Regions from separate parts of the Homo sapiens genome. Here region 2 is linked to region 1. A link is a contact called in ENCODE Hi-C or POLR2A ChIA-PET data. All regions are on one chromosome and are shown on one strand. Each heading gives the region's core, a stretch centred on a gene start or an enhancer-like site at or near the end of the contact. The rest is flanking DNA. Distances are from core to core; before and after follow the strand shown. Region 1 has its middle 98 kb from the start of MIR10522. Region 2 overlaps BASP1-AS1 (BASP1 antisense RNA 1).

What was found. Hi-C counts contacts between places; a loop is a spot of excess contacts on that map. ChIA-PET counts read pairs that join two places held with the same protein, here RNA polymerase II (POLR2A). Pooled maps may share reads with other maps.
Region 2: a loop to region 1 is called in a map of PC-3, with 4 times the contacts of the local background. The contact joins two enhancer-like sites. A Hi-C loop is called at or near these places in 3 of 168 maps with a recorded cell type or tissue (Calu3, PC-3 and PC-9) and 1 of 50 pooled maps. POLR2A ChIA-PET finds 5 or more read pairs at or near these places in 2 of 52 experiments (IMR-90 and Panc1).

Annotation. Positions count from the first base shown.
Region 1 is chr5:17,054,602-17,060,759 of GRCh38, reverse strand. No RefSeq gene overlaps it. Among named protein-coding and RNA genes, the nearest start is that of MIR10522, 98 kb to the left of the region's middle. Within about 2 kb of position 2,984, at least 6 of the 41 ENCODE cell types and tissues checked have a DNase peak (open chromatin) inside an H3K27ac peak, as active enhancers do.
Region 2 is chr5:17,185,509-17,191,091 of GRCh38, reverse strand. The region is part of intron 1 of BASP1-AS1 (BASP1 antisense RNA 1); the gene reads left to right. Among named protein-coding and RNA genes, the nearest start is that of BASP1-AS1, 29 kb to the left of the region's middle. RefSeq lists a silencer at 518-812. Within about 2 kb of position 1,516, at least 5 of the 41 ENCODE cell types and tissues checked have a DNase peak (open chromatin) inside an H3K27ac peak, as active enhancers do.

The DNA.
Region 1 (6,158 bases), core at 1,735-4,234:
ACCACTTTAGGTCTATCCTAAGGGTACCATCATGATGCAAATATTATAATCGCAAGTTTACAGCTGAAGAAGCGGAGCCACCATGCAGGGGGTGACAGACCCCTGAGTGTTCAAGCTGCAACCTGGACCCAAACCTTCTAACTCCAAGGATACACTCCCTTCCTTAGTGAGCTCATCCAGTGGTCTAGCTTTACATGCCGTCAACAATGCTTATAATTACCAAATGTAGAGCCCCTCCAGCTCAGACATCTACCCTGAACTCTCTTTTTTTTCCTTTTTTCTAGAGACAGGGTCTCTTCTGTTGCCCAGGCTGGAGTGCAGTGGCATGATCATGGCTCACTGCAGCTTAAAATTCCTAGGTTCAGGCAATCCTCCTGCCTCAACTTGCTGAGGCGCTAGGACTACAGGTATGCACCACCATGCCCGGCTAATTTATTTAATTTTTTGTAGAGTTAGGGGGTCTCACTACGTGGCCCAGGCTGTTCTTGAACTCCTGGCCTCAAGAGGTCCTCCTGCCTTGGCCTCTCAAAGTGTTGGGATTACAGGTGTGAGCCACCATGCCCAACCTCCCCTGAATTTCAACTCTTTTATCCAATATATATTTTTTGATATTTCTAGTGGGATGTCTAATAATCGTCTCAAATTTAATGTACAAAGCCAAGTTGTTGACAACCATACCCTCCCTCCAGCCAACCAGGTACTCTCACATTTCTCATCAATCTCAGTACATAGCCAGTCCATTCTTATCAGTTGCACAAATAAAAACTTTGGAATCATCTTTGACTCTTCTACACCCATGTAATCTGTGGATAAATCTTTTCAATTCTACTACAAAAAAAATATACAGAATCTGACCACCATCCACCTCCTCCATGCCACCAACCTGGTCCAGGCCACCCCCATCTCTTGCCCGAATAACTCGCTAGAGCCCTTACTGGCTTCCCTGCTCCCACCCTTGTTTACCAACAGGCCAATTTCCAACCTTGAAATCAGTGTGATTTTGTTAAAACATGAATCAGATCACACTGTTTTTTTTGTTTGTTTGTTTGTCTGTTTTTGTGAGACAGAGTCTTGCTCTGCCACCCAGGCAGGAGTGCAGTGGCATGATCTTGGCTCACTGCAATCTCTGCCTTCTGGGCTCAAACGATTCTCCTGCCTCAGCCTCCCAAGTAGCTGGGATTACAGGCACCTGCCACCACGCCCGGCTAACTTTTGTATTTTTAGTAGAGATGGCATTTCACCATGTTGACAAGGCTGGTCTTGATCTCCTGACCTCAGGTGATCCGCCTGCCTTGGCCTCCCAAAGTGCTGGAATTGCAGGCGTGAGCCACCACACCCAGTTGAGACCCTGCCTCTTAAATTTAATTAATTAACTGAATTTTTAAAATTGAAAAACTGTCCAACAGCTTCCCATCTCATGTTCTATGCATAATCTACGATCTGTGCATGATCCATGACCTGTCTGTGAGCTCTGTGTGATCTGTTCATGATCTATGTATGATCTATGATCTGTGCATGATCTTTACATGATCTTTCCATGGTCTACACAGGACCGCCCCATCCTTACCCTCCTGTCTTCACCTCATGATCCTTTCTCACTTTCTCCAGATACATTGAATATGCCAGGGTCTCTCCTGCCTTCTCTCCTTTGCCTTCGTGGCTCATTCCCTCTCTTCTTTTCAGGTCTTCATTCCACTAGGTAGGTCTTTTTACATAGTACCCCACCCTTCCCCCAGCTCAGTTATCACTTCTAAGATGCCATAGATTTCCCTGGTCTATCTCTCTCTTTTTTTTTTTTTTTTTTTTTTTTTTGAGACAGAGTCTTGCTTGTTGCCCAGGCTGGAGTGCAGTGGCACAATCTCAGCTCACTGCAACTTCCACCTCCCGTCCTGGGCTCAAGTGATCCTACCATGTCAGCCTCCCGAGTAGCTGGGACAACAGGAATGCACCACCACGCCCGGCGAGTTTTTGTATTTTTTTGTAGAGATGGGGTTTCACCATGTTGTCCAAGCTATCTATGTCATTTTCCATCTGTCTCCTTGCACTAGAATGTAAGTTCTTCAAAGACAGAGATCTTTGTTGTGCTCACAACTCACCCGTCTCCTTAGCACCTAGAAGATTGCTTAGCACACATGTTTAATAAATATTTGTTGAATGAATGAGTAATTAAATAAACGTAATACTTTCTTCTACAAACTGTGCCTAAGAAGATAGCCATGTGCAAAGGCTAAAACTCTGATGTTAGAGAAAGGATTTTATTTATTTTTTGAGACAGAGTGCAATGGCACAATCTCAGCTCACTGCAACCTCCGCTTCCTGGGTTCAAGCAATTCTCCTGTCTCAGCCTCCTGAGTAGCTGGGATTACAGGCATGCACCACCACATCCATCTAATCTATGTATTTTCAGTAGAGACCGGGATTTTGCCATGTTGGCCAGGCTGGTCTTGAACTCCTGACCTCAGGTGATCCGTCCACCTTGGACTCCCAAAGTGCTGGGATTACAGGTGTGAGCCACCTTGCCGGGCCTAATTTTTGTGTTTTTAGTACAGATGGGGTTTTACCATGTTGGCCAGGCTGGTCTCAAACTTCCAACCTCAAGTGATCCACTGGCCTCAGCCTCCCAAAGTGCTGGGATTACAGGCGTGAGCCACTGCGCTGGCCCCAAATGTTCTTAATCACTGATGCAAGTAGACAAGAGGGCAGAAGTACAGGAAATAATTCAGACCACAGGCCTAGGAGCCAGAAGGGAGATTTCTATTCTTAATTCTCTGCCATTGGGCTTCCAGAGCCTCCTTCCAGAGCCTAATAGTTTGGATTCTATTAGTCAGCATTGATTTGGGTTTACTTCAGTTTAATTTAGTAGGAACCTCCAGCTAAGCTCCAGAGTGGAGAGGAGTACAAATTTTCATTTTCACCAAGGTCTTGTTTATAAAGAAATGAATTTAGTCACATTTTACCTTGGCAGGCAGCCCGTTTGTCCCATACTGCCCCAGAGAAAAGCTACTGTAACAAAGGCAGACACATAGTAGACGTGTTAAAGAGCTTGAGGGTCATCCAGTAGGTTTTGCCAACCTCCAGACAACTCTGCCTGTTACTGAGTCTCAGCTTATCCAGTAAAAGTCCCACCTAGAGCCACAAGATTAAAACTGCTGGATGAGGCTCATCTCGAACAGCCCCACACTGGCAGCCAAGAATCCCAAAAGAAAAAAAAAAGAAAAACTTGCTAAACTGGTTGCCAAGGACACTTTGCTTTGAATGAGACTCTACTTTGAGAGGGAGAAGCAAAGGTGAAGAGAGGAGAGTAAATCTCAGGCTGTGCTTCTCCCCTGAACTTCAACCCCAGGAAAACGGCATAGCTAAATTACAAAAGGACTTCCAAATTGGGGCATGTGTCTAGGCAACTTCCCAGGAGAAGACAATACGAATGTGCAAATTCCATATTGCAGATAATCTCTTCTACCTGAAAAAAAATGCAAAACTGAGAGGAGAGGAGGCAATACTTAGTGCTGTTATGCAGGAAGAACTGTTCTTTTTTTTTTTTTTTTGAGACAGAGTCTCACTCTGTTGCCCAGGCTGGAGTGCAGTGGCACGATCTCAGCTCACTGGATTCAAATGATATTCCTGCCTCAACTTCTCAAGTAGCTGGGATTACAGGCATGAGCCACCATGCCCCACTAATTTTTATATTTTTAGTAGAGATGGGGTTTCACCATCTTGGCCAGGCTGATCTTGAATTCCCGACCTCAAGAGATCCACCCACCTCAGCCTCCCAGAGTGCTGGGATTACAGGCATGAGCCACTGCACTCAGCCAGAACTGTTTTTTTTTTTTTGTTTTTTTTTTTGTTGTTGTTGAGATGGAGCCTTGCTCGTCGCCCAGGCTGGAGTGCAATAGCACGATCTCGGCCCACTGCAACCTCTGCCTCCCAGGTTCAAATGATTCTCCTGCCTCAGCCTCCTGAGTAGCTGGTATTACAGGCATGCACCACCACACTCAGCTCATTTTTTTGTGGAGATGGGGTTTTACCATGTTTAGTAGAGATGGGGTTTCACCATGTTGGGTCAGGCTGGTCTTGAAATCCTGACCTCGTGATCCCCCTGCTTCGGCCTCCCAAAGTGCTGGGACTACAGGCGTGAGCCACTGCATCAGGCCAGAACTGTTGTTTTATAGGAGACGAAGAGATTCACAAACAGCCAGGAGCTAGGTCCTCCCTGCTTTGTATTGAAGCCGGAAAATCGAAGAGATTCACAAACAGCCAGGAGCTAGGTCCTCCCTGCTTTGTACTGAAGCCAGAAAATCGTGGATTCATTGTCTGAGAATGAAGCCAGGTGCCGGGAATTTATGAGCCTTGAGGAAACTGACTGGAGAGAGAGCGCCTTCCCTAAAGTCTGTGTTCTCCCCTCTTTATAAATTGTATTGCAGAAGCATATTTCAAAAATATAAAAGTTGGCATGAATAAGACAACATTTGGGGTGTCCAGAAGGCACTGAGTAGTAGTGGGTGTGGTTGGAAGGCACTCAGGGAACACTGTCTTGGAATTAATCCCTTTCTGGGCAGAGCCCAAGCTTTGGCAGTTGATGGGAATTCCCCTAACAATGGTAGAATGACACTTTGGCCCAAATACATCGTGAGCTTTGTCCTAGACCAAGTTCCATTTTGATTTTCTAATCTTATCCTTTAGTTTAGCTAAGTGACCAAATAATTTTCCAATACGGTCTTTGATATTTATGTATTTTAATGCCTGGTGTGTGAAGACTGTCTTTGCGTATACTTACCGATTCTCACAGAAAATGTGTTATTATCCCCATTTTTGAAGAAACTTGAGGCTCTTTATAAACAAGACCTTGGTAAAAATGAAAATTTGTACTCCTCCCCCTTCTGGAGTTTAGCTGGGGGTTCCTACTAAATTAAACTGAAGTAAACCCAAATCAATGCTGACTGATGGAATCCAAACTATGCAGGAAAATGGTGTCATTTTAAATACAGTAAAATTGTCAATTTTTCTATTTTTTTCTCATCGTTTCAGTCATCTACTTCAAAATTATAGACATTATGAAGAAACTGAAAGAAAGTTGCATTTTTCTGTTTATTTGGGCAATTGCTGGTCATGACTGATATAAAGTTGACTGTTTAAATACTGCATTTGAAAAAAACAAAAAAACACCAAAAAAAAAGAAAAATAAATATTGCATTTGAAACTTCATTTTAATAACTTGCTCAAGTGAGATAAATTATTCCTTTTAAACTATTATTTAAAGAGAGCCACTCCAGCAGCCTGCGCAACATGACAAAACCCCATCTCTACAAAAAGTAGCCAGGAGTGATGGTGCGCACTTACAGTCCCAGCTACTTGAGAGGCTGAGGTGGGAGGATCACTTGTGCCCAAGAGGGCGAGGCTGCAGTCAGCTGAAAATCACGTCACTGCACTCCAGAGTGAGATCCTGTCTCAAAAAAAAAAAGGAGAGCCACTCCAAAATATTTTAATATTATCAGTATTATTTTTATCGACATTATTTTTTAACATTGTCAGCATTAGTCTGCTATTTTTTTAAAATACTCGGTGTATATAGAAACGTTTAATGAGCTCATGACCTTCATGGTTAGGGATAGGATCTTAGAATTCCAGAAGAAACACAAAGTGAAATTCTAGGTCCTTGATACAAGGAGCAGAGAAGTAGATATTGGATTTCAGTGGGAGGATGCCAGGGGTGACTTAGGTCTCTTCCTAGCACAGCAACATTGATGGAATCAAAGTGATCGCGTTTTTCACAGTGGTCTTCCTTACATTGGGAGACCCCAGAGGTTTCTTTTAGAGTGGGAATCACCGCCAACGTGGGAGAAAAACGCTGCTTCCTGGTTGGCCTCCATCTGCCTGCCGTAAAGCAACCAGTGGCCAAGGAGACTTTTCCAAACAGCCGCCGTTCCCAGGATGCTGTGTGTCTGCTTCTCTGGATTCCCAGTGTAATCGCCTCCTCCAATTAACCTTGACTCTGGAGAAACTAAAGACTACAGTGGTCACCTATGAAAACTCAAGCTACTACTTCGCATAATCAGGGAAGCCATTCAGAGGGTTTATCTCACAGAAACATATGCAGACACGGGTGTAGTTCCAAGGATTTTGCATCAACTTCACTAGCTAACATTTCTTTTTTCTTTTTT
Region 2 (5,583 bases), core at 267-2,766, 130 kb before region 1:
AGTTCATATTCCTACCCTGCTTTTAAATGTTTAAGTCATAATCATCTTAGTTTTAAAGCCTCATTATTGCGGTATTTTTAGCATTCTAGTTTTCCAGATACATATATCATGTTACCAACCACAGTTTAAAAGCTCTTATGGCAACTTACTCATGCGCGCATTTTATTCTCTTTAAATTCTCTCCTAAGATGAGGAAAAGGGGGGTGTAGAAAATTTCCTCTGAACAATCAGAGGATTGTACATAGACACAATTTGGTCATGTATTGAAGTGAACCTTAGCTGGGGAAAAATTAAAACCTAACAAGAAACAAAAGAGGAACCTACTGTAGAAAACAATGAGTTTGTTCAAATGCATTCTTAACATTTCTGTGAGTACTAATCAACCATGAGAAACTTGTATAGCATAAAAGTGTCCACTAGGAGGCACTGCAGTCAAAGCACACAGAAATAGACCCAAAACCCTTAATTTATGTAAACTCACGTGTTTTTATTAATATTGTCAATAGTGAACTGTTTTTGCAAAATGAGAGGTCACTATTTTTCAGACCTGATTAGGAAAAATTGCACAAGGCACTTCTTGCTGAAGAAAAAAAATCCATTTTCTGGCAGCAGGAGTTAGCTGACTCGTGGCAATCCAGAGTTGGCCTCTTACTAAGGTCAATATGCATGTGCTCAGGAAACTTGAACCCACACAAGAATGTGAACCAAGACGGTCAGGCCAGAGATAACATGCGGGTCTTGTAAATGTCAAACTTTGCTTCCTCTGCTCAGCTGAAAACATCCTCTTCTCTTTCCCTTATCCTCCTCCCACCCTACCACTCCTGATGATATCCATAAACAAAAAAATTTTAATGACTCGTAGAAGCTTTAAAATAGGAGGACATTTAATTTCATAACGCATCTGCGGTCACAAGCTGACTGCAGCTGAGTGAAGATACAACCTTTAGCAGTGCTCCCTGACTACAGGTCAAGTGGATGCTCTCCTTGTGACTGTAGCAGATGGAGGAGGAAAGGTAAAGGTGAATGCAAGAGGCTAGAAACATACATTGTGATCCCTTTTTTAAAGCCTTTGATTTTTTAAGATTAAACTAACCCATTTTTTTAAGTATATGATTTGTTCATTAAACTACAAATACATGTCTTGGATTGCAAGCTGAAGAGCAACTGAGAGCTAGGAGAGGCATGATAAGACCCAGGAAAGAAACTACAGCAAGGCGCCCTCATGTCGCTTAGAATACAATGCAGGTCCCTGTAGCTCCTGCTCCCTGAGCCTCCTGGCACGCCTGTTAAACAACCACTGCCTTATTCACGCAGAGAACTTGCCATGCTGGGGTCGCCCAGGGAAAGTGAAGTTTTGGTCAGTGTTTTGGGTTGAATTGTATGTCTTCTCCGAAAAAATATGTTGAAGTCCTAACCCCTCTTTACATGCCAATGTGACATTATTGGAAGGAGGGTCTTTGCAGTTGTCCTCAAGTTAAACTTCGGCCACTAGGTGGCGCTCATCCAATGTGACTGCTGTCTTTATAAGGAGAGGAGATTTGAACACTGAGATGCAGAGACAGAACGCGGTGGGACGACAGAGGGAGAGAGGGGGGTGATGCGTCCACTAGCCAAGGAACACCAAGGACTGTTAGCAGCTGGGAGAGATGGAAGGAGCTCCGGAAGAAACCAGGCCTGCCCACACCTTGATTTCAGACTCCTGTTCTCCAGAATTGGAGAAAATAGATCTCTTGTTTTAGGTCACCCAGTTTGTAGTCCTTCATTATGGCAGCCCTAGGAAACTCATGACCAAATCTGGAAAAAGTAGGCCGGGCACGGAGGTTCACGCCTGTAATCCCAGCACTTTGGAAGGCCAAGGTGGGTGGATCACCTGAGGTCAGGAGTTCGAGACCAGCCTGGGCAACATGGCAAAACCCCGTCTCTACTAAAAATACAGAAATTAGCTGGGTGTGGTGGCGGGCGCCTGTAATCCCAGCTACTCAGAGCCTGAGACAGGAGAATCACTTGAACCCAGGAGACGGAGGTGGCAGTGAGCCAAGATCGTGCCACTGCACTCCAGCCTGCACAACAGAGCAAAACTCCATCTCAAAAAAAAAAAAAAAATGGAAAAAGTAGAATGGAATTCTGGGAATGATAATCAAGAGAGGTTCAACTGCTGAAGCACGAAGTTTTAAGGCTTTTTTTTTCTGTGTCTTCTCCTTTTCTTCCCTATTTTCCGGTCTACTCAACCCCGATATTCCAATTTCTCAATATGAAATATTATTTTTAGTTATCTTTAAACGCACAGCTGTTGGTGATTTCTGGAGACATGCCCATTTTTTCCAGTCCATTTTGTAGATCTCCTCAAATACCTAAAAACTTCACAGTCCAGTTGGCATTTTTAAAGCACTTTGCTCCTTTGAGTTGCTCAAATTATTTGACATAAATGTTCCCTTATTCATGTCAGTTTAAAGGAAAAGATAAGTACAGATCTTATTTTAAACCTCAGGAAATATACAGCAAAGTTAAGCATCTTATAGTAAATCACGTTGCCTTTCAGCGAGTGAGCAGAGCCTGGTGGACGGACTCCCAACTGCCTGTATAGTCTTTTTAAAGTATTATACAATTATATTTTATTCTTTATTACCCACCTACAAGACAAGAATGAATAAATCCTCCAAAATGGTGGTCACTCAAGAGTTGCCTTTTGGGGACCTTTCTCTTTTTTTTGATAGAAATGCCTCTGATATTTTGAGAATTCATAAAATCTCAAACAAAATGGAGCGAGTACCTTGTCATGTTCTAATTCTCCAGTAACCACAAGAATCTTCCTTCCTCTCCATTCCATTCTGAGAAAGAGCCACTTCACCTCTCAGAATGATGGGAAAGATAAGGCACAAGCCAAGCCAAATCTTCTCCCCCAAATTCCCTGGCTCTACACGTCCCTGGGACAGGAAGGTCTCAGCTCGCTGACTTGGGCATCCTCTGTGTGCCACAGGTGGGGGATCACCATAGAGAGCCCTCGGTCGGACTCCCTCTGCCCCTGGCATTCTGCCTCCCAAAGTTAAGTGTCATCTTAAAGATGGAGCCACACCAGGGAAAATTCCCTTATCCTTGCTGTGTTTCAGCAGAAGTGAAACAGACTGGAATTTCCAAAGCTACTAAAGAAAGGAGAAAGGGAAATCAAAGAACATCAAGAAAATTTAACAAGCCTAAAACTCAGAAGCACAGAAACATGGCTGAGCGTGTCCACCGCTCACAGGCCCTGTGCCACCCCTCCTCCAAGCTCACGGGCTTGGTTCACATGATCAAGACCACCCTGTGGCTTCCTTGCTTCCCAGCTACAGAGTCATGGCCACTGAAAAGTGCCACCTCACCTCCCTGCCAAGTCTGTGTCCTAGACAACTAACTCCCTGGATCAGGGGCATTACTGAACTAAGACCAAATCTCCAGATGAGAGAGAGATTATCAGATTCTTCACATGCGATCCAGCTTGTGGGAATGCGGGTGGGGTATAGGAAGTGGTTCAGCCCCATATGGATCCTTATAATGGAAGAATTATGAAAAATATAACCACAGAATAAACATGACAGTCACACAAGATGAGTCAGGTACACACCACAAACTGTGTAGGTCTCAGTGAAAGTAGACTATCTGGCTGAGGTTGGAGGGTCCTAGGCTAGTGCTACGGGGAGACAAGGACATGGTAGACAGGAAGGAGGTGACCCAGGCAGGGAGAAGGAGCAGATAGATTAGGAGGTTGTTGCCAGAAAGTGGGGCAGGCCTGTGGTAGAAATGCATGCCCCAGAGTTAAGGAAGCTGGGAACTGTCAGGAGCAGGTTGTGTGGTGCCAAAGAACACTGACATTTTTCAAATGGTGGGGGATTTGAAAAGGCAAGTGAGCAGCCCAAATGTGATCATAGTTAACGTCGACTGAGTTACACCAGAAATGTGCTAGACACTTCATATGGATCTTCTCATGTAATCCTCACAACAACCCCATGCTATAGAAGTACTGCCGTCCACATTTTATAGAAGAGTTAACAAGCCTTCAAAAAAGTAACTTGACCAAAGTCTCACAGACTAGTGAGTACAAAACCGAAATTAGAACCCACATCATTGGATATTGAAGCCGGAGCACTTAACGCTATATATGCGCACACACACGAGCACACGTGCACGCACACGTGCACACACACACATACACACACACACATCTTAAATATCAAGGACTCTACAGAGCAGGGGTATTTTCCAAAAGGAGGAAGAGTCATAGATTGCAAGTGATCATGGAGTATTGGCGTAAATGGGTCCCCAACCCAGTAGATGAAATGTGAAAAGGGGGAAGCCGGGATACTCTGGAGAGAGCAGAACTTCAGCTAGGGTGCGCATTCTCTGAGACTGAGGACACAGAAGGAAGTATCCACTGAAGAACAGGAATCCCAGACAGCCCAATGGAAAGGGTTGCCATGAGAGTAAAAGAGGAGTCAGGAGTCCATGGGAAAGCCCCACAGAGCAGCAGGGAGCAAGGGCATGCAAAGGAGACAGATTACCAGCCTGGCCAGAGCTTGGGTGATCCTTGGAGATGACAGGATGGTAGGGCAGATGGGACAGACTCCAGGGGGCCGCAAGTGTGCTGCTGTTTCCCCGTCCTCTGAGCTGCCAGGGCCTGGAGCACTCAGCCTGTGGTCAGTTGGTCGCCGGCCCTGGTGGAAGGGGAATCTTTGGGGCCACAGATAGTGGAGGAGGAAGGAGCTCTGCCTGGCCCCCTGGCAGCTGGGAGCTGGGAGCTGCCAGACCTTGAAGGAGAATTAGTTGGTCTAGGAAGCTTACCCTGGCATGACTAGGGAGGTAAAATAATCTGCCTAATGTACATTCCTCTTTTCCCCTGGAAAATCTGAAATAGAGAGCAGCCTGCTCTAAGCATGGTTGTACATTCTGCTTATTTGAAGAAGCCAGGCAAGGAGTTCCCCACAAGCAGCAAGACATGTAGGAACTGTAACGTGGAAGAACCTAAAACTATATTTTTGGTTCTCAGGTAAAGTAGGTCATGTATGGCAGCCATGTGACTAATGTCAGAATCACTGCTTTCTGCCTATTTTTCTAGTCCTCCAACCGTTTATTTATATTTGGAAACTATCTCAACCAGCCACTAACTGTATGTCATGGGCTTTCTCAACCGTCTTGTACACCAGCCATCTCTGACTCCTGCCAGCAGGGATCATGTTGAAACAGTTTGGGAGTGTGGTTTTTAGGTTCCAGCAAAATACTTCTTAAAAAAAAAAAAAAGCCTCCTAGGAAAATGAGTTTGAACTGTATGTAATTTCTGCTTCTGTTGAGTTTTCTGCAATGGTTCTTTCAAGCTAAGAACAGCCCAATACTCAAGCGAGGATCATTTCTCTTGGCCACTGATCCATTTTTCCTTTTTTATTATGGAAAGTTTCAAACATGCAAAAATATAGAGAAAAGAACAATGATGACCTGTACACCCCTCACCTTGCCGCAACATTCGACAATTGTCAACTCATTTTGGCCACCATATTCAGTGGATGATGAAGGAAGGAAGGAAAGGAAGAAAGGAGAGAGGGAGGGAAAGAGGGGAAA